Regions from separate parts of the Mus musculus genome. Here region 1 is linked to region 2. Evidence: chromatin loops called from intact Hi-C (ENCODE). Cell type or tissue: left cerebral cortex. All regions are shown on one strand. Links, peaks and the distances in the headings refer to the core of each region. The heading gives the core; the rest is flanking DNA.

Region 1 (8,537 bases), core at 81-8,080, 130 kb before region 2:
GGTGTTGCTGGGGCTGCAGGGCTGCACAGAGGGGTGGGCTGGGGCTGCAGAGTTGCATAAGGTATGAGCTGGGGCTGCAGGGCTGCAAAGTTGCACAGGGGGGTGGCCTGGGGCCGTAGGGGCTGAGTTCTGGGCTCCTCGCTTCCGGCGCGCCGTGCTGTTCAGAGGCGGCTTATTTTCCTTTCTGCGAGTTCCGGCGTGGAAGAAAGGGACAGTAACACATTCCAGATGCTTTTATTTTTCTCCTCCTGTAATTGGAAACAAAAATATAGCATGGCTTTTAAATGGAAAGTGCCAGAGAGGGGTGATGCTTTTAGCTCTGGGGTTTTAACCATGATTTAGAGCCCAGCATGAGGCTGTGGCCCGTCATCACCGCAGCTGGTTGGCTCACGCTGCTCCCTGCAGACCAGCTCAAGGCTTTATCTCGGAGCCCGGGTGAGCTTCGGTGGTGAGTCCTATTTTAAGAAACTCTAATACACGAACCAAAATGCACAAAGCAGACGGATCTGGGCAGGCCGAACAGCCACACATTCAAAGGACGATTGTTTGCTGGAGGCCTCCTCAGCTCAGGCCTCCCGGTTCATCCATGTTCTCCATCCAGCACATCGTTAATCAAGGAGGAAGGGGGCGAAGCCGTGTTCCAAGCGGGGAAACTCCAAGAAGAAGATGAATTATAAAAGCCCAGAGACAGGCTCATGTAACCATAAGACCTTAGGAAGAAAGGACCTAAATTGCCACAGGCCCACTGATTCCCCCTCAGCTTTGCAGAGGTCCTCATAAGCCCGGGTTCCCAGACCTGACTTACAGCCCTGTCTGGCACTGTCCCAGCTTCCTGGTAAGTCACTCAAAGAGATCAGCCTGTGCTAGCAGGAGAGAATGGAAAGCTCGAAGCATCCCTTGGAATCATTTGTTCTCCCCATTGGCCAATCACGCTGGACAAACGGGACAGTGGAGGAAAGCAGGATTCCTTAGACCTGGGAAGGCCTGGCTCCCACCAACAAGTCACGATAATAACAGAGTCCGTTCCCTCCAGGGAGATCATCACAATACAACGCAGATCTAGAACCCCCAATCTGACAGCAGACCAGGAAGGAATGATAAAGCTAAACAGCCATTCCATCCTTAAATCACTTGCATAAAGCCCCGTATGAATGGGATCCTGATCTCTGGAGCAGATAGTCAGGTCTAGCCTCTATAAGCCTGTATGAATGGAATTCTGAGCTCTGGAGCAGGTAGTTAGGTCTAGCTCTTATCTTTTGTCTTCTTCAAAGTAAATACAGACAACTTTCTGTGTCTGTGACTTCTATACCCGTAGATTTAACCAACCTGGATGTCAAGTCATTTATAATTGTCTTTGTTCTGCCCACTAGACCTGCTTCCACCATCATTCACTAGACGTAACTAGTTTTTTTTTTTTCAAACAAATGTTGTTCTGTGTATTTGACCACCAGCTGCACGATGGCATCATACAAAATGCATTCCATGTGTTGAGAGTAAGTTCTTCCTAGGTCCTTTCTACACGATGGTGTCACTCTCCTACTGGTCTTCTATGTCAGGTTATTGTGGAGTGTTGTCTGGTGTTACCATTCAGAAACCCTTCATCAAATTTTAGCTCCTGTCTGACGAGGAAGTCCTCTTGTCACAACGGTTTGCCCAACATCAGTTTTCTGATTCCATAAATCTCTCTACCTCTGTTATCAATGATCTTACCATAAAATAAAAAACTTGTCCTTAGACAAAATAAAAAGACTCCAAAAAGAGATAGACTAAATACTTAAAGATTGAATACTTCAGTTGCCTGACACCCTGTGTGGGGTGGGGTTTGTTTGTTTTTTTAAAGATTTACTTATTTTTATATATTTGAATACATTGACGCTGTCTTCAGACACACCAGAAGAGGGCATCAGATCCCATTACAGATGGCTGTGAGCCACTGTGTGGCTGGGAATTGAACTCAGGACCTCTGGAAGAGCAGCCACCACTCTTAACCACTGGACCATCTCTCCAGCCCATAGAACAACGATTTTTTTTAATGTTGTAGTGAGTACAAAATAAGGGTTTATGTGATCAACTTGACCGTATCTAGGATCACTAGGAGAAAAATCTCTGGGCACGTCCTGAAGAATTTTCTGGATTAGACGAGTCATTGTTGACTTATAATCCTTTGAATACCTGCTGCTCAACCATCTTGTAAAAGGTATGTTACATTTCTCTTTGAAATACAGTTGTTTATTTGTTTGCTTGTATGTGTAGGGATATGAATGTGCCCAGGTACATTTGTAGAAATGAGAAGACAACTTTCAAAAGACTCAGTTCTCACCTCCCATATGTGGGTCCTGGGAATCGAACTCAGGCCATTAGGTTTGGCAGCAAACATCTAACAACCCCAATGTAATGCATCCTCACTCTCGTTATCCAGGATGTATTAGGCTTTTCTTTTCTTCGCGGCTTTTGAAACAGAGTGTCATGTAGTCTAGGCTGGCCTTAACCTCAATATGTAGCCAAGTCTGGCTTTGAACTTGTGAACCTCATGCCTTCACCCCCTAAGGTGCTGAGATGATAAGTGTTTGTGGTACGATGCCCGGGATTGACCAGTTCTTTATAAAGTTCACAATCCTTTTACACCGTGATCTGTCGGTCACCTAAATAGATGACACAATAATTAACTAGTTTAAATCTTTCTGTAGTTGGGGGTTCCATCCTAGATGTTTGAATTCAGAATCTTTGGGATTAAAGATTAAATCTGTTCTCTGTGACCCAGATGAACACTGGGGCTGAGAACCTGTGTAGGACCATCTTCGACTACGCAGGGTCTTGGGGTGAATTGAGGAATTGGCCCGTTGTCAGGGAGCTCTGTGCTCTGCTTTGTGGCTGCTCTTCACTAGCTTCTTCTACTTGGGTTTGAAGAGTCACAGGGAGGATGAGTGAAGGGCCTCCATCATCCTGGCCGAGCTCCCAGCCTTTTGCTGGTCTGCTTAGTTGGATCTAGTAGGGAACCATGGAGTCTTTTTTTTTTTTTTTTTTTTTTTTCTGGGAGGCTGAGCCAGGGTTCAGCCCCTCTCCTCGGGCCCCTGTTTCTCCAAACTCTGAATAGCTGAGAGGCCTTTCAGAGAAAGCACGTGGGAACTCGACCAAGATCTAATTACAGAGTTAGACACATGTAGGAAAGAGGGAGCGAGACAGGATCCCCCCCACCTTTCACAGTGCAGGGGAGCAGTATTTGAATATTCTCTGCTTATCTTCTAAGTGGTTAGAATCCAGGTAGACCTCCGTTGTTTCTGTGTTGTTGATATCTCCATCCAGCATCGTCAGAACCTAGGACAGATGGGGTCCAGGCAAAGATCACACGTTACTATGGCTCCTGGGGTGTTTAGAGGTCTTCAGACTGTACTAGCAGCTGATTCAGGAATTGTCTAAGCACAACTCAAAGCTGCTCTTCTCACTTGGATCCACTGGCTCCAAGTCAAGGTCCCCATAGGAGGATGTGGAACATGAGACTTTCTGAAAGTTTTTTTTTTCAGTCCATTTACGGTCATACTTGTCTTCTTGAACTTTAGCTAAAGTAAATAATTAAGGGTGTGCTTTCCTGAATAGCTACAGTGCTAGCTGCAGTATTGTTTGCATTGTACTGGGGGTGGGGTGGGGTGGAGGGAAACCCAGGAAGAGTCCAACAGCCAACCATCGAGGAGCAAGTAAATGAAGTGTGTCATTAATAAAAATCAGGATCTGGGCTCTGCTCTGGGACGGGCAATGTCATTTGTTATCGTTTAAATGCCAAAAAAGGCCCCTTCCAAATCAGCGTGGACGTTGTGATCTCACGTTGCATCTACGTGCTGAGCGCGTTCCTTTTCCCTTCGCTGTGACAAAATGCCTGGCAGAAACAGCTTCAACGGGGAGGGTTTATTTTGGCGGGCAGTGTGAGGACTCAGCCCATCACAATGGGAAAGGCATGGGGGCAGGAGCTGGAGGCAGCATCCACAGTGTCACCAGAGGGCCAGATGCTGGCACTCTACTTTGCATTCTCAAGCAGTCCAGGACCCCTGTCGGTGGAGTGATGTCATCTTCATCCAGGGTGGGGTTTTTTGTTTTTCTTCCGGTGAACTGGCTCTGAAAACACCCTCACAGACATCCACAGGTTTGTCTCCATCGAGCTGACAAGACTAGCTGTTACACATGCCAAACCTAACAATGATCCCCGGGGGAAGATTAAGGTGACTTTGATTGCTGCCTTCTTTGCATGTTGCATTGTCTACTACTGCTGTTACTGGTGCTGTTGCAGTTGATAATGATGGCGATTATTATTATTATCACCACCACCACCACCACCACCACCACCACCACCACCACCACCAACAACAACAACAACAACAACACCATAACCACAGCAGCAGCAACAGCAACAGCAGCAGCAGCAACAGCAGCAGCAGCATCAATCATCAAGTACTATGAGCAATTGCTAAGAATCTAATGTTGTGGTATGGGGAGAGTGAGCCTCTGAAAATGAGGCTGGATGACAGTAAACTTAGTCCCTGCCTCTCCCTAGAGAGCGTCCACAGTCATCAAGGTTGACTCTCCAAGCGCATCTCTTCCCAACTGTACTTCCCAAATCCATCGTAGTTGGATGGGCTGCAGTGGGCCTTACCCACGGGCATCATGTGTTTTCATCTGGCAGAGAAGAGATGTTCCTGACTGATGCCTGGTATTTCCCAGGCCTCCTAAAAGAGTGGCAAATTACAGACACTGGGATCCAACCAAAAGTGCATCTCAACTGAACAGTATCCCCCCACCCCCTTTCCACCATTGTGGGGGACCAGGAAGGAGGTCAATATGCTGTATCCCCCATCCTGAGCTCAGAGTAACTGAGTAGAATACTAAGGACCATGTAGATGGAACCCCCAGCTCTTTTATTTTGACGAACTTGTCCATGGTTACGTCACCCTCTTAGCCGAGTGGCCCTGCTGATACTGCAGCTCTGAAGGAAGCTCGCTCCCAGACCTGTGACTGACTGCACTAAAGAGCTTTTGGCCTCACCATGACTTCAGTGTGGTGCGGCTCTCTACACGCAGGCAGAACCCAGAGAAGAATGGCCTGAGTTCTCCAGCAGAGCACACCCATCAGCCCTAATGGGCCCCTTGGGAAGCATAAAGGAGGGAGACGCCAGAAGCATTATTCTAAAGTAAGGGTCAACACACTGCTCCCAAGAGCTACATCTGGCACGCTGCCGGCTTTTGTAAATTAAGTTTTCCTGGAACGCAGCCACACGTGTTCATTTATGTGTCGTCTAAGGCCGGGTTTGTGTTCCAAAGACACAGTTAGGTAGTAACAGTGGAGACTCTGTAGCCTGGGAAGCCAAAAATGTGTTCATTTATCCCTTTCCAGAAAACGAGTCTTGGCTCTTTCACTACAGGGTGCCCATCATCCAGGAAGTCCAGAAGAGGGGCGGAGACTCCCCGATGTCGTCATCCCTGTTACGCATGCTTGCTAGCTGTCCGCTCTCTGCTGCTGAGTTTCCTTTGCCAGACGTTTAAGCTCCAAAGTCCACCTCCCAGCCTTTCCTCCTCTCCGAAACTTCTCTCAGTTGCCTCGAAGACTGTCACAGTCTAAGTCTTATCTTGAAACTTAATTGATTGGCTCAACCCAGGACATTTTTGGGATGGTTTGGATACAGTTCCAGTGTGTTTCCCAAAGGAGGTTGTGTGCCTGTGTGTGGAGGGTTGGGATGGAGTACAGTTTAACTCCTAGTCACATGGAACAGAATCCAGATAGGATAAGAATGATTAGATGCCCGGAGGCCTGCAGGCCAGGAATACAAGCAGAGCCTCATCAGCATCTTGTACCTCACCTGCTGGCGGCTGCTGGCTCTCCTTGGCATTTGTGGCTACTTCCCTCCCATCCCCCCTTTCCTCTTGCTTTGTACTAAATCTCCTTAATTAAATGTCTTAAATGGATACCATGCTGGTGTTTAGGGCTCACCTAGATGCTCTAGAATAACCCCTATCATCTCAGATGCCTTAGTTTAGTAAAGCCTAGTTTTCCAAACATGGTCTGTTTCACGGCTTCTGGGAATTAGGTTATGTGCACATTTCTCTCTCTCTCTCTCTCTCTCTCTCTCTCTCTCTCTCTCTCTCTCTCTCTGTGTGTGTGTGTGTGTGTGTGTGTGTGTGTACTGTGGAACTTACTATGAGAACCCAGTCCTGGACTTGACTAATAGGAGAGGAGGTCTGGTTTGTGTGAGGATTTTTGTAAAGCTGTAGAAAGATTTGGGGGGGGGGGGGTGGTGGAAATGTCCAGGGGGAGGAACATCACTGTCCCCTTGGTATCTAAACCTCCTCTGCCCAGAAACCAAGTCCATTTCCACTGGCACAGGACATGGGCATGGCTACTTTTCTCATCGCTGTGACAAAAAAAACCAACAAAAAGAGTTTAAGGAAGGGGAGGTTTGAGGGCTGAAATCTGTCCTTGCAAGAGGAGGTGCTGGCATGGCAGGAGCCAAAGACAGGTGGTCACAGTGCATTCCACTGTGTTAGACTCAGGTGTTACCTAGGCGACGCCAGTCAACCTGACCATTAGGATTGCCTGACAACAGTCTGTTCCTACAGACTGTCGAAGCTTTTGCCTGAGAGTCGGGGAGAGGAACTGAACAAGGATTCATATTTAATTGCATAATTCAGACCCCGGAGCTGTATCTCCGCCTCATTTTCTCCAATTAAGTATGAAGAGAATGTGAGGGACCACGGCCACCCCCCAAGGGAGCAACTGGAATGTGTTTCTTGTGAACTTCCTGTGTCTCAGGACAAGTGTTGGTTTCAGCATCTTTGTCTTGAAGTAAGGAGGCTTCTTGCAAATGCCATCTTACCTCAAGACTGTAAACACTTCAACTGCCTTTCAAATACAGCCAGAGACCCACCCAGCTCCAACCTCTGGGTCCCATTCTCTGTGACCGTGCCTCTCAGATGGAGTACCCTGTACCAGGGGCTGTCAGCTATTTTAAACGATGCTTAGAAATCAGTTTCTTTGTGGCAAGGACCACAGAAACATCTTTATAAGGCACAGATTTCTCAGCATCCCATTGGCACAAAAACACGGGGGCCCGGCTAGAAAAGAGTGCTGCTGTGTTTTTAGAATCTGGGTTCTTTTATTCTTAGGTAATGGGGCTCATTCAGTTTCTATAAATCCTACTTGCCCTTCTGTGGTCTGATTTCAAAGGAGCGTCCCGTGCCTCCAAGCAGCCTTTCCAAAATGCCAAGGCCTACGGCTGCTCTATTTAGGTGGCAGAACTGATATGAGTTTCTGTTTTGGGCAGAGGGTGAAATAAGGAACTTTCTTTTGAGTGGGCCGTTCTCAGGACGCAGCTTGGCAACATGGCCGACTCCCCGCACATGTGCCCAGCATATGTTGGTCTTTCGTCTAAATACTGAGCATGAATCACTCTGGCTCTGCTCAGTGGGGATTGTCAGAGCGTGCTGTTCCGCCAGCAGGGAAAGCAGCATTTGATTTTCTGGGAGTGAGGTGATGGGCACTTTTTTTTTTTCCTCAGTAAAATATGAACAGTGAACACTGTCAGTCCCCACTGTGAGGACTTAGGGAAAACAGAGCCAAATGACCGTTGGATGACGTCCCCTCAGTGGGGAGCTTCTAGATAGCTTTTCTGCAGGCTGCAGGCTGCAGCATGCAGGCAACCTCTGGAGAGAAGGAGGTCCTGGACAAAGCCCCAACTTGCCAGGAATTCCCGAGGCAACAGGAAAATGCTGAATTGTGAAAAGTCTGGAGTGAGCTGGCCCACATCTCCTGTTTGGCTCTGATGAAGTGAGCCACTCCCAGCTCCCCAGAGGCACAGTCCTCCAGTAAATGGGGTTCTGGTAGTTCACCTGTGACATCTGGTCCCTTACAATCGCCAAGGGCCTGTATCCCTTTGGAGATTACACTTTGAGAGCTTCAAGAATTTTCTAGTGGTTGGAGCAACTCTGGGCAAGGTGGACCAACTTGAACTTACTGCTGGAAGATTTTTCTTTGGGGACCCTCCATGTTTGATATTGGAACCCTTCAGTCCCTTGGGGATATTAGGTTCTTTGAGGTCTCCATGGAAACTCAAAAGGTCAAATATTTCTAACATGCTCTAGTAGCCTGAGCATATTTTTTTGGAAGGTAGAAATCCTGAGCACTGGAGAAGAAAAATCAAAAGTGATCCAGTCTGAAGGGATCTTATGAACAGAAAGCCAGAGGCCTCTGATGGATGTGTGACCCATCCACCCAACCACATGCACACGCTTACGGTTTATCGAGCCCCAAGATCAGATGGCTGACAAGGAAGGTGTGGAGAAGGGGGAGGAGGGAGAAAGGAGAAGGGACAGAGACTGGAAGATGTCCTGGTTTCCAATGACACCTTCCTCTTCTATGTTCAAGTTCTGACAGTGGAAGGGCTTATGGGGCAGTAACTTGGCAACTGAAAGAATGCTGACCCAGTGAGAATGAGAGCGAGAGAAAGAGAGAGAGAAAGAGAGAGAGAGAGAGAGAGAGAGAGAGAGGAGAGGAAAGAG
Region 2 (8,537 bases), core at 281-8,280:
CATTTGAAGGATGGGAGACTCTTTCTCCACAGGCTCGCACCAACACAGGCACACATACATACGAGAAAAGCAAACAGTCAGAAAAAGACATAAAGGGCTAGGAGAAAGGGGGCGGGCACAGTACACAGGTACACATCCTACCAGCTTTGCAGAGCCAGATGCCTGCAGCTGGCAGTTATCTTTTAAAAGGACTCTTCACCCGTCAAAGCTCAAACACGTCACATCAAATACGGAGAGCGTCTGTGGATGGCTCTCCTCTTCTCTCTGCTTAAAGAGTTCTATTTTCAGTGTCAAGTCCTGGGAGCTGAACGGAAGCCATGCTGAATGAAGAACACCATCAGCTCTGGGAGAAAAGCCTGGCCTCCTCCTGTAATGGGTCCTCGGGAGGGAGTCAGTCCCTCCCTAAAGTTTAAGTAGTCCAGGTCTTACCAAATTCAGCCAGGACTAGAGCAGCTTTCTTCCAGGGTCAGCCAAATCCGTGTTCTCTTCTAGTTCAGTCAGAGCTCTGAGAGGCCAAAGGAAGCCGCCCGCCACCAGTAAATGAGAGGCAGTTGTACTGTGTCTCAGCCCTCACTGGCAAAGGCCGGCTTTGTGACGTCACAGAAATTTGCCCACTTTAGAATCGATGGACCAAGATGATGAACCTGGCTTCCTGGCTACAGCTCTGGTCTCTGACCCCATCTGAAATAGTCAAAGGCCAGAAGATTCTGAGCTGTTCCATAACTTCTAAACTAACTGTGGTCCAGCCCGTGCCAAGTCTTCCCCTCCTGACAACAGTGCCCTTTGTCCTCTGCTAAGTACCAGGGCCCACGATGCACACAGAGACAGTCCTCCATCCAGCGCCAGCCGGACAGGATCAGACAACACCAGGTTCCACAAGAGACACACAGAGTGGCACAGTCACAAAACCGGAAATGCATCTTTGGTTCAATCCTGGAGGGGAAGGTGCAGATTACAGCATGGACTGAAAGCCTGTTTGGGGGGCACTGTTTCCTTTGGGGACGAACCGTCTTGTGAGCGTGTTCCCAGGGGGCGGCAAGCCTGCTCCTAGCTCCCAGCAGAACAGCTAAGTTCTAACCACGGCAGAACAGCATGACACAGCGAATTCCCTGCTTCTTGCTGTCTCAACTCTGCTTTAAGAATCCTTTCTCTCTCTCCAGAGCCATCTGGAGCTAAGTTCTATGCCTTCTGCTGTTGCCACGGTATAAACACAGGATGGCTAGGCTACTATCCCTTAGGCAGGCAGGCCACTGTGGTCCTCCTGTTGCCACCCAAGCCAGCCTTTCGGCCATCTGAGCTGCAGCCTCTCAGAAAAACAAAAACACGTGAATTTGGTAAAACTACTTTTCATCTGGCCAACTAGTTTTTGTTTTTGAATTGCTATTTTGAGCCAGACACGGATATATACTTGTAATCTCAGCACTTTGGAGACTGAGGCAGGAGGATCATGAGTTTGAAGCCAGCTTGGGCTACTTAATGAGACCCTGTCTTTAAAAAAAAAAAAAAATTTAATTAATGACTTCATATAAAGAAAGATCTCTTTGGACAAGTTCGTTCAATCCTCAGCAAATTTCAACCCAAAAAGAAAAGGTCAGGGGAAAAAGAAAGAGAGGAAAGAAAAACCTGTCAAAACGTTGCACAGGAATGAGCGTTTAATGAGTCTTCGTCTTCCTCCTGGGTTCTCTCTGCTGGGTTCCATCTCTGTCTGAGGCGCCATCCCATCTTCCTCCCGGTCCAGCACTGTGACTCAGCACTCTGTGGGGACTCACTGTTAGGGAAAGGGGGGTTGCTTCCCTCTGTAGAGGGATCCCTAGGTTGGGTGAACGTCCTTACCAGCGAGTGGCACGTCCGCGTGAGACTGTAACTGACCACTGACGGTCAGTTACAGAACTGTGAGAGACACACAGAGCGGAGGGGAGGGACAACCTGGTACCAGTCTGGAAATCTGATTGGCCCAGCAGATGGAGGTGTGGTTTTTAGCTCTGAGCCCACTGGGGGGATCCTGGAGAGGGCTCAGTGATTGGTGATATAGCAAAGAAAATCTCAGGCTGGAAGGTGTGATTCCCACAGTTCGCCCCCTCCCCCTCCCCCTAGTCGCAGCGTCTCAGAGGGTCCCTAAGTAAGTGTGTGGACTTTGAGTCTGTGGACTTCAGCTGATACAAGCGTGGGACTTTGTGTGGCAGGTATAAAAGAATAAAGGATGCTCCCGTGAGGTTGTTCACCCATGCCCTGGTGCCTGCCTGTGTGGAGCCCTGTTCCGTGGCTGTCCTCACAGAGACCCAGAATCTTGCCATCCCAGGTTAACACTGGCCCTTGACACCGTCGGCCATGTCAAAGGAGAGGCTGGAGGGGGCTGTGGGCTGCAGAGGGGACATGCTGGCGTCCAGGGACCTCTCTGAGGAAGGCTGCAGGCTCTGGTGCCGCTTCCTCAGCATCTGTCCGATGCCCATCATGGGGAACCGTCCCCTGCTCTTCACACAGTTGGGGCTCCCCAGAGGCTGCAGGAGGCCATTACTGGGAACGGGAGGCGGTGAACACACACCCTCCTCTTTCGGGGGGCTGTTCTTTTCTTCGTGGGCAAAAGAGACCAGCGTGGAATGCAGTGGAGTTTGGAGAGGTGAGGTACTTCCGGACAGCAGCCCCTGGGAGAGTGTCCTCTCACTAGAATTCCTACGAGCCAGGCTCACAGGCGAGCTCAGGATCCTATAATGGTGAGAAGGGGACAGCAGTTCTATGTGGTCCTCTCGATCCACAGACTCAAAGGAGCGTACCATATCCAGCAGCAGGGGCTCTTCCTTGGGGAGGATGCTGGCACTTCCCGGCCCTGGTTGGTGTGGCTCTAGTTTCTTTACAATCCTTGGTGTCCTGGGAGGTGGGACAGGGATGAATTCCATGGAAGAAGAAGCCACACAATTGGAATCAGAGGTTTTTCGGAAAAGATTGCGGCAGACGAAGGAATCTACATACCAAGGAAACAAGACCATGAAAAATAGGTTCAGAAAGAGCACACACAGCCATTGTGTTCATGCCCTCCCAACCACCACCCCCCACCCCCAGCCACCACCCCCAGCCACCAGCTTAACTGAGACAAGCAAACTAATGCAAGCAGGAGGAAGCAAACACCCTAGTCTAGTTAGAGGAAGAATCAGCCAGAACATCTGAGGCCCCACAGAACCCCACAAGTCTTTCTAGGGTATAGGAGGCACCAGGCTAACCCAATTCAACAGCCACTCTATTTTGGTAACTGAAAATCCCAGAGGCTTTTGAACAGAGGTTTGCTGCTCAACAGAACATCCACTAAAAGCTAAAACGTCCACAGAGTCTGGCTTACTGAACACCCACATATCTGATCTTCCTTCCAACTGCTAACTATGGAAAGACTTGGGTCCTCTCAGATACTTTCTTACAAGTTTGCCATGGTAAAAAAAAAAAAAAAAAAAAAAAAAAATATATATATATATATATATATATATATATATATATATATATATGTAACAGAAAGTTTACCAGCTCAATTTCTTTCACTCAACAGTTTGGCAAAGACACACAGCTATTTTATCCTGCAGAAATAATGCTGCCATTGAAGACTCATCCATTCTGTCTTGTTTCCCTACACTCTGACAACCCCATTCCACCTGCAGCTCCCTGAACTTGGCCATTGCAGGAACACACATAGTCTCATAGGATAGCTGAACTTTGAAGACTGGCTCTTTCCCCTTAGCGCAAAACCTTCCAGGATCATCCAGGCTGTAGGTGCCCCTCCTTTTTTCAAGCCTCCCTTGTGGCTTTAAAATCAAGGCAGCCTCGGCAACTTCAAACAGAACTGTGAGGCAAAGGCAACTAGCCAGCGGCCAGACTTCCCATCTCGAGTTGGCATTGACCAGCATCTGGGTTTGTAAACTGTCCCAGGAAAGAGAGGGCAACCCCCCGTCCCCCCCGTCCCCCCCCCTCCCCCCGCCCAGAGGCTCGACCCTTGGGGGAAAGAGCACCAAGCTGATAAAGAATCAGCTCCATCCACCTCAGGGTCTTTTCACTGAGTAACGTTTTAAAGCCCAGCTGCAGGAGCAAGCTGCTGCCCAGTGCGAGTGGCTTCAGGAGCAGCCAAGGGCTCGGAGAATCTTCCTTCCCCACGTAAATAAATACTCAGACACGGAAATAAATCTCCTCAGGCAGCAGATGCCTGGTACGTGACAGCAGGAAGATGTAGGATTTCATTAATGGCTAATCTTGTCAGTGATCCGGCTGGTGCACAAGCATGGCTTCCCTTCCTAGTGCTATGTTCTGTGCACCAAGACCGGCCGGGCTCTGGGAAATGGAGGGCTAGGAGCTGCCACCCCAGAGTCCCACTAAGCAGAGCAACAAGTCTGAGTTGACCTCAGATGACCACTCCCCTCCCTGAGCCTCAAAGTCTGTGCTTTGACCTCTATAAATAAATAATAAAACCTCAGCAACCCACCTATATAAAGAGAACACTCTTGTCTCAAGATTCCATGTTAGGACACCCCCAGTCTCCCTCCCAGTGAGGGGGGGGGATTTCTCTCACGAATCTCAAACCTGTGCCATCCAGGGATGATCACACGTATCAGTTATCAACAATGGAATAGATTCTGAATTGGACACAGTGAGTTTATTTATAGTAGCTCTAACAGCCAGTGGCTATTACAACTAAGGGACTCAAAGGAAGACCTCTGGCCCACAACCAACCAGCAGAACTGGGACTTGAACTTGGCTCGGGGAATCCCACCACCACTCCAGAACCCAGACACAGTCACACTTGAATGTCTCATGGGGCCATGTTTCCAATAAGTCTACATCCCAGCACCCGATTTTGCCTCCACCTCCTGCTCTCATCAATCTATCCCATTGGTTCATGCAATCTCAGGTACTCATCCTAGCCCAGAATGTGGTGTGTGCCAGTCTCTGAGGCTGCACATCTCCCTCTATTCTTACACCCCAACCTTCTGTGATACCTTATGCCCTGGCCTCCAGTCCCACAATGCCATGCATGCAGACTTCTGCCCCTACATGCTCTGGACCTGCAGACTCTCATACCACAACTATCTATCTGATGACAGTCCCTATAGTACCATGTACCCCAGCCTCGGCTCCTACAACACTAATTTCTGGTCTGATTTCTGCCTCTACAGTTCTTTATATCTCAAGTCTTCTTCCACAGTCCCGAGCACCCTGATGACCCGCTGCCATATCTCTGTGTCTGCTCCTTTTACACCGTGTACCTGCAGTGCTATGCACCCCATCTCTGTTTTCATCATACTGCGCACACCCATCTCTGTCTTCTCCAACCCTGCACAGGTGATCCACCCCGCTGCTTGGTCTGAGTCCCTTGGCCTTGGATGTACCGATGGGCCCTTTCCAGCGGCACAGTCGCCTCTGTTCTGAGCCCACACAGCCACCCGCACACAGTGAGCTGAGCAGGACAATGGAGTTGACCTACCTTTGTCGGGGAAGCCTGACTTGGAGGCCTTCCTGTCTTTGAGCAGGGCTTTGGTACTCTGGAGCTGTGTGATCAGCGAGGGCGATGGCTGTTTGTGAGAAGGCAGATTCTTGTCCAACTTCTTGGAAAACGGACGGTGGAGAAAATCACCTCTTTTTTCTTGTTCTTTGGGCTTTTTATCCTTCGAAACAAAGCGAACACACCTAGTCAGACACCCACAAGAATACACTCGAGGCTTCATCTCTGAAAAAGTCACCCGAAGAGATGAGAGGAACTCATCTTTTAAATGTTGTATGCTTACCCGTGTGTGGACTGAGGAGAAGTCTGAGGTCTAGCCAGTGCTCCAGAGAGCCAACTCCCTCTGCCTGGGAGCAAGTGAACCTCTCTCTAGCTCACTTACACTGCACTGTGTCAATATGTTCCAGAGTGGCCAAGGCCACGCTATGTGATCAAGTATTCTGGAAAAATCTGAAGGAACTAAGGAGCAAAAAAGCCAGAGTTTTAAAGACCTACTGTGTGCTTTGAAGTATTGCCATGGTTAAGCATGGTCGTGCAGACCTATGATTTCGTTATTCTGAGGCTGAGCAAGGAGGATTTCAAGTTCAAGGCCAGCCTGACCTACATAGTGAGACCTGGCTGGGGTTAATCGTAACCTTCAACTTGATTGGATTGAGCAACGTGTAGGGGCTTTACAGAGCCTGCTCCTGGGGGTGTCTATGAGGGCAAATCCTGATCTTATCTATGTATCAGTTGATGGTCTCAAAACTGGAAAGGATGGTTAGGGAAGAGGTGAAATTTAGGGAGGCAGGGCTTGGTTGAGAGAAAGGCCACTGAGTGTGTGTTATTTGCAGTTATATTTTGCTTTGGCCTCTTTCCTAATATCTATTTGCTTCCATCCGCTATGATATGACCAGCTCTGCTCTGCCCTGACCCCTATGGTCTGAAAACTCTGAAATCAGAAGCAAAATAATTTATCCTATAAGTTGTTTTTTCATATGGATAGCACAACAGTGAAAAATTCCAAATAAACCATGTCTCAAAATACTAAATCCATCCCTCCATCCTTCCATCAATCCGTCCATCCATCCATCCATACATGCATACATACATATATACATACATATACATCACCAAGTGGTACCCTGAGATGCTAACTGCATCAGAGACTTGGCAAACACAGAGATGGCTGCTTTCATTTAACAGGAGACCCAGCATGTTTAGTCTAAACACTAAAGAGCCAGAGAAGTCCTGGTGAGTTCCTAACCCTCACTATAGTCTAAGCATGGGAGCACTTATGTACAGACCTAAAACCCGCCTGGATATTGCCATTTTTTTGAGCTGTAGATTTTATCTCTACAGAACCAGATCCTAATCCCTCTAATGGGAGTGGACTCGACTGTTTGATTTGCCTTCAGCCCCACAGTCTCTGGCATTGAGCCAGGCACTTAGACCCAGCATTATAAGCAGCAACCGGGAGGGAGAAAGGGTCAGTGGAAACTGAACTGATTAAAATTAATTGAGTTCAAGTTTCTGGGAACAGTGGAGCCACTAAGCAACTGCAGAAGGAGAAATCCTTTCTCTGGCCCTGATGACGACACTCGTATTTACTGTTAAACCTGGGCAAGGCATCCCTGATCTTGCCCTGGGTGAGGGGAAGGCAGCTTTCTACATTTTTCCCCCTTTAAGCTGAACAGTATTTTTAATTTGAGGGAGCTCATCAATGTTTCATTTATGTGCTGACGAGCTTTGCGAGGAAGTGGCCCTTGGCACTTTCACCAACGTGCCCTTCCCGACAAGGATGCCCGGTTCCTTTGCAGAGAGCTCGTTGTGCAGAGACAGGAAGTGAGGATGTGGGGTCCTCAGTGCCACTCCCAGGGATAGAAACACCGGGGAGAGATAACCCTTAACCAGTGAGGGGGTGAGAAGTAAGGAGAGCGGCTCACATAGATACTACAGGCTCCTTCCTCAGCCGCCGCCGCTGCCATTACTAAGGTCACAGGAAGCCTGTGATGAGGGACGAGCCTGGGATGGTCCAGGGACTCCTCCTGAACTGACTGAAAACTCAGTGATTCACAGCCCTCATCGGTACTATGAACTCCACATGGCCTAGGATAGGGTCAGGTGGTGGCAGCTGGAAGAGACTTGGTTACTGTAGGAGCAGCCTCCCAATAAAAGACTCTCCGCTGTACTTCCAAACACACGGTCCCTTCCACCACACTGTGATGCAGCGAGAAGGCCCTCCCTCTGCAGACACTGGCATCCAGAAATGTAAGAAATGAACCTCTGTTGTTCATAAATTATCTGGTCTCGGGCATTCTACTGTTAACAGAAAATGCACCAAGACATCCAGATTGCTACAAGGTGTGTTCCAAGTGACCATGGGAAGGCAGGCAGGAGATAATCACAGGTCTCTACTGCTCTCTGCCCCTCTGTTTCTATGAAACACAAATGGTCCACATTCTACCTTTTCTAAAGCAAAGGAGAACAAGCTTTTATAGCAAATGCACAGACAGACAGACAGATGGACAGACACACATACACACAGAGCCATGTGAATGCATATAGACACAAATAGAACAACACACAAACAGAACACACACACATACACAGACAGACAGAGCCACTTAGATACACACACAGATAGACACATATAGACCCAAGCAGATACACAGGCAGCACACACAAACACAGATGGGCAGATAGACACACACACACACACACACACACACACACACACACACCTACAGACCTCTATGGAGCTTGAAAGAGGGTATGATAGGTTTGCCCTGAAAAGTCTAAAGGAACTTCTTCCGTTCTTTTTACTTTTTCTTTTTTACTCTTTCTGTTCATCTGCAAAGTCACCATTTCTATCCGTTCCTACCTCAAGGGGGGGGGGAGAAAAATAAACCTGATGAGATACACTGTTGCAATGCACTTTAAAATAAAACTTGATAAAAAAAAAGATCAAATTGCATTCACCCCATTTTAGAACATGAGAGGGAGAGGGAGAGGAAGGGGGAGGGGGAGGAGGAGAGGGAGAGGGAGAGGGAGAGGGAGAGGGAGAGGGAGAGAGGGAGAGGGA

The links. Peaks named below come from ENCODE experiments on the same cell type or tissue, not always from the same donor. Only the 100,000 strongest peaks of a DNase experiment are listed, where the experiment ranks them.
Region 1: it touches region 2 in a loop (2.3-fold over the local background); 2 of 42 quality-filtered maps call a loop at or near these places.

The regions. Positions count from the first base shown.
Region 1 is chr16:90,621,036-90,629,572 of GRCm38, reverse strand. It overlaps Gm36063 (a long non-coding RNA gene), which reads left to right and starts at 2,003. Exons shown (of 5, transcript XR_876234.2): 1 at 2,003-2,197. Gm36116 (a long non-coding RNA gene) reads right to left here and starts at 1,138. Exons shown (of 2, transcript XR_385040.4): 1 at 806-1,138; 2 at 219-710. In left cerebral cortex, for the core only: CTCF peaks have their summits at 1,862 (motif pointing right), 4,059 and 7,477; DNase peaks (open chromatin) are centred at 367, 5,407 and 7,336; H3K4me3 peaks cover 243 bases; H3K27ac peaks cover 3,535 bases.
Region 2 is chr16:90,490,512-90,499,048 of GRCm38, reverse strand. It overlaps Hunk (hormonally upregulated Neu-associated kinase), which reads right to left. Exons shown (of 11, transcript NM_015755.2): 10 at 5,456-5,636; 11 at 1-2,959. The coding sequence ends at 2,301. Among named protein-coding and RNA genes, the nearest start is that of Gm35882, 14 kb to the left of the region's middle. In left cerebral cortex, for the core only: no CTCF peak of the experiment used is centred there; DNase peaks (open chromatin) are centred at 1,122, 3,300, 3,664 and 6,960; H3K27ac peaks cover 1,924 bases.